Regions from separate parts of the Homo sapiens genome. Here region 1 is linked to region 2. A link is an interaction called in ENCODE POLR2A ChIA-PET data of the cell type or tissue named here. Cell type or tissue: MCF 10A. All regions are shown on one strand.

The links. ChIA-PET counts read pairs that join two places held together with the same protein. Peaks named below come from ENCODE experiments on the same cell type or tissue, not always from the same donor. Only the 100,000 strongest peaks of a DNase experiment are listed, where the experiment ranks them.
Region 1: POLR2A ChIA-PET joins it to region 2 with 6 read pairs; 4 of 35 experiments call an interaction of 5 or more read pairs at or near these places.

What each region holds. Positions count from the first base shown.
Region 1 is chr6:35,233,643-35,236,142 of GRCh38, reverse strand. The region is part of intron 6 of SCUBE3 (signal peptide, CUB domain and EGF like domain containing 3); the gene reads right to left. The region is part of intron 3 of SCUBE3-AS1 (SCUBE3 antisense RNA 1); the gene reads left to right. Among named protein-coding and RNA genes, the nearest start is that of SCUBE3, 21 kb to the right of the region's middle. In MCF 10A, no CTCF peak of the experiment used is centred here; no DNase peak of the experiment used is centred here.
Region 2 is chr6:35,180,536-35,183,035 of GRCh38, reverse strand. No RefSeq gene overlaps it. Among named protein-coding and RNA genes, the nearest start is that of SCUBE3, 32 kb to the left of the region's middle. In MCF 10A, no CTCF peak of the experiment used is centred here; DNase peaks (open chromatin) are centred at 1,005 and 1,555.

The DNA.
Region 1 (2,500 bases), 53 kb before region 2:
TGCACTATCTCAAGCATTACAACCCTAAGGAAGGACTGTTATTTTATAGAAAAGTAAACTGAGGATCAGAGAGGAAAGTAGCTTGCCTAAGGTCATACAGTTAGAAAGTAACAGAGCCAGGATTCAAACTCAGGTCTGCCTGAACACACATGCCATGCTCTTAGCCATTACGGTAGGAGAGAATGGTGAGTGATGCTGGGACTGTGAACTAATGTGGGTAAGAACCCAAGAAAGAAGCCCCAAGGAGGGGATGGCATCTAATCCTATCGCACCCCTATCTCAGGTGGCACAGTGGGCATGACAGGGAAGATGAGGCTGGCTGGGTAGAGGGGGGTGGGGAGCAGATGGCTGGGAGTGGGGTGGGGTGTTAGAAGGTGGGTGTGGGAGGAGACAGCAGAAGAGGAAGGGCAGAAGGAGAGTGACAGGAACAAAGACGAGACCAACATGAAAGCTCCCGGGCCAGCTCTTAGGGACTCAGGTTTCTTGTCACCCAATGGGCCCAGTGCCCTGGCTGCCAGGATAGCCCTGCTGGCAAGTTGGGGCCCAGTCAGGCTGGGCCCAGTGGGCATGCAGTTAGTGGGAGCCCCAGCGGGTTAGCCCTTCCCCTAGCAAGCCAGTGAGAGCAAGCGGAGAGAGCAGACATATTTACCATTAGAAACGGCTTGAGTGGGGATGTGCTGCTCTAGCCGCCTTTCCCCTGTTTGACATTGTAAAAAAGCTGTTTAGGTGCTGGGCAGAAGCCACTGTGGCCCTCTGGCCCCGGACCCCTCCCCACCCTCTCCTCCCCACTGCCAGCCCAAACCAGTAGCCCCAAATGATGAGCCCTGGGACCCTTATGACAGCTTCACTCCTCATCCTTATCCTGTCTGGTGGTATCCCCAAAGATGCCAAGCTCCCCGCAAGTGACTGAAAAACTGAAACAGTCTCAGAAAGGGCAACCAACCATGTGCCCAGTACCACAGAGCATGCTCAAGCCTAAGCTGGGATGCACCCTCAAGTCTTACTAACCACAAAATCCCAAATCCCAAAGGGTGCCGCCCTTTCTGCTAAACTATACTGCCTTCTCAGTCTTCCCACCGAATCTGAATGTCCTGACGGCCCCAGGCAATGATGTTTCCTCTTACCAGGGATGGCCAGAAAAATTAGATATATGGCAAGGTAAAATAAGTTCTATTGGAGAAGAGGAAGAGGAACTAGGAAAGAATATAGCTGTAAACCCCAGAATAGCCTCATTTGGTCTTTTCTGCCTCATTTGGCCTTTTCTGCCTCATTTGGCCACAGCCCAGTGGTGGAACAGGTCTTGAGTTAGAGAAGAGCCCAAGCTCAGTAAGGGTGTTTTCAGAAGCAACCATGTCTGGAACTTTGAACAGAAATAAATCAGAGAGGGATCAGACCTTCACATCCCTGGCCCCTGACTCATGCATCTTTTCTTTGGGCACTGCAAACAATTTCTTTTGAGAGACTGGGGATGTGTGAATGTGTCCAGGAGGTGGTGAGAGCTTTGAAAAGCAAAATAATTAGACCTATGAGTAAAAAATGAAAGGAGCTGAAACACACCAGCCCAAAGAAGGCAATGAGAAGAGCCTAAAAATGTTCTGGGGTCTTTGAAGAGTTAATTCAGAGGGAAACGTGGCAGGGGAGATTTTAATTATATAGGGACTTTAGAAATGGATGTGCCAGTCTCTGGAGCAAGTGCCTGAGGGAGCCCTGTAAGAGCATCATCTGCTCTCCAGTTCCTATTCCTGCAGTGAAAGGGACAGGTCCCTGGAAAGTCTAGTTCCTCAGTTAATGTCATGTCTCTGATATACATAACTTCATACACAGTGACTGGATTCACACACCCCCATCCTCAGCATGCCACAGCCCACCAGATGGACAGTCATTCATAAACACCTATGCCCACACAGCAAGCTCATGCCCTGCCTGGCTAAAGACACAGCCTCTCTCTCAGCCAAACCTCTTCCTTTCATTTCCCCCTTCTCCAAGGGGAAACCTTGTTCCATCATCCTTCTCAGCACTAAAGACCTAAAGGCTAAAGGAATTAGGAATTAACTTTAAGGAATTAAACTCATCTAGGGTACCTGAAAATATGTGAGATAAGGCCTAAGAATTCAGGAAGAGGGATCCAGGTATTAAGAGGACCTCAAATCAAGGTAAGAGATGGAAGGCTGGAGTTGGTGAGGAAGAAACAGGGTTGCTGGTGGAGCTGAGAGGGAGTACCACTGGCATCTGGAGGAGAGAGAAGGAAATGGGGGGTAAGGTGAGGTGAGTAGAAAGGGGAGTTGCAGGAGGAGAGTGAGGAGAGAAGGAATAAAGAGGAAAAAGATACCTGGAGCCAGGAAACCCCATCTGTCAGTCAGTTCAGGGATGGTTGTTCCAGGAAGGAGCACTCTGTCCCACCCTCAGTTGCAGAGTGGGGACACTGGGCTTTGATAATTCCTCTGTTATCACACTAGTCAACCAAGGGCCTCTGGTCAGGCCTAAGCAGATGCATTTCCCC
Region 2 (2,500 bases):
TCAAGAAAAAAGGAAAGGAAACGAAAAGAGAACAGACTTTAAAAATATGTGTGATATGGTCAAGAGATCGAGACCATCCTGGCCAACATGGTGAAACTCCGTCTCTACTAAAACTACAAAAATTAGCTGGGCGTGGTGGCGTGCGCCTGTAGTCCCAGCTACTTGGGAGGCTGAGGCAGGAGAATTGCTGGAACCCGGGAGGCGGAGGTTGCAGTGAGCCGAGATACGCCACTGCACTCCAGCCTGGCGACAGAGCGAGACTCCGTCTCAAAAAAAAAAAAAAAAAAAAAAAAAAAAAAATATATATATATATATATATATATATATATATATATGAATTATATATATGTATATATGATATGGAATGTATGTATTTATGCAACTTCTAAAAGTGTGTTGGACCCGAGCTGGGGAGGAGGTGCGGGCCCCCGGGGTCCCCTGGGGTCCGCGGGCCGGAGACTCGCGCTCCGGGCGGTGAGTCACAGACAGGCCCGGCTTGGCCGGCGCCTGCGGGCGCTTTGCAGCTGCACCTCGTCGGGGGCGCGGAATCCCTCACCTCGAGGAAAGCAGACGCCCGCCGCCCGGGAGACAGACCGCGCGGGGGTTTTCCAGCGGGGGCGGAGGCCCCTGAAAGGCGCATTGTCAGCCTGGGGAGGCGACGCGGCGCGAGGACAGCGGGACAGCGAGGCTGGGGGTGGGGTTGGGGACCCCAGCTGGGCGCCCGGTGGCTGCGTCGCAGATCCCTCGCCCGCCACGTGGGCCCTGATTCTCCTGATGCTGGGTGGGAGGCCCACAAAGCTCCTACTCCGCGCAGAGGCGACTACCGCCTGCACGGGGTCCGGAGCTCAGTGTCCAGAGTGCCCCAGGATTTGTGCACAGTTTTGCCTCACGTTAGAGCCCGAGAACAGCTCCAGCAGGTCCTGGAATTTGTCCGTGTTTGTGGCTCCCTCCTTGGGGCCCAGCAAGGAGCCTGGCACGTTGCCAGCGCTCAAGAAACATTTGCATGGTGAATCACAAGGGCCTTCGGCAGAAGTTGCCAGGGAACATCATGCTGAACTCTGGGCTCCACAGCCACACCCTCCCTCGAGAACCCTGTGCAGCCTTCCTGTACTGTTAGAACCCCACTTGCTTGATGGGCTTGATCATTAGGCTTCCATAGCTGTGTCCAGCCTCCTCAGCCCGACAGGGAGGCCCTGAGGGCAGGGACTGTATCACACATGTGACCACTTCCCAGAGCAAAACTGCAGGCGACCCCGCACACAGTAGGTGTCTTTCAGCAAAACATTGTGACAGGGAAGAGAAAGAGGATGCTTTGGGTCCAGTGGTTCTCTCTGTGTCCCTGAGTAAAAATCCAATTAGGTCTCAGAAATTCTGTTTTTTTGTTTTGTTTTGTTTTTTTGTACCAAAAGAGAAACTAAGAAATGTAACCTGAGCTCTGGGCCACTCAGGAGGCTGGTGGCAGGAGGGCAGGAGTATGGCATAACTTTGTAGCTTAAAAAAAACAACAACCAAATTAGAGCACTAGTTTAAGGGCTGAGTCAAGAGGGCCAAGACGTGTCTCTTGTTCCCTAGTCCTGGGCTGTTTGCCAGGAGAGAGGAAAATGCTTCCAGAAAGTCCAAGTCCAGGTTTAGTGGCTCCAAGGGAAAGATTTTTCTACATGGAACTAAAGCAAGAACTAGGTCGTAAACCAAAATCTTCTAACTTCCTCCATGACCAGGGTTGCAAGAGAGAAACGGGAGTAATGGAAAGAATAAGGGACTTGAGGTCAAAAGGTCTTGATTTGAGCCATGGCCTCAGCCTCTTAGATCAGCCCCATGTCTCTAGGAAAGTTCCTTGGCTTCTCTGAGCCTCCGTTTCCTCATCTGTAGCGTGGGGATAATAATGCCACTTCATTCACATGACATTTTACTAGTGGATGGGTGAGTACCTATCTCAGCTCATGACACACAGCAAGTCCTCAGTAGAAGTCTGTGGGTCAAACAGATAAGCATACAACAGTGCTTACTGCAGCATTATTCACAACAGCCAAAAGGTAGACACAACCCAAATGTTCATCAGCAGATGAATGGATACATAAAATGTGGTACATCCATACAAGGGAATGTTTTTCAGCCATAAAAAGGCATCAAGTTCTGATCCATGCTAACACACAGATGAACCTTCAAAACATTATGCTAAGTGAAAGAAGACACAAAAGTGTATATATGGTATGATTCCACTTATATAAAATATCTAGAATAGGCAAATTCATAGAGATAGAAAGTAGATTAGAGGTTACCAAGAAATGGGGAATCATTACTTAATGGATATAGAGTTTCTGTTTGGGATGATGAAAGAGTTTTGGAAACAGATTATGGTGATGGCTGCACACACTGTGAATGTAATTATGCCACCGAATTGTATACTTTAAAGATGGTTAAAATGGCGGAATATATATTATACATATTTCGCCACAATAAAACACTTTTCAAGGAAGACTATGGAATCTGATTGTGAAAA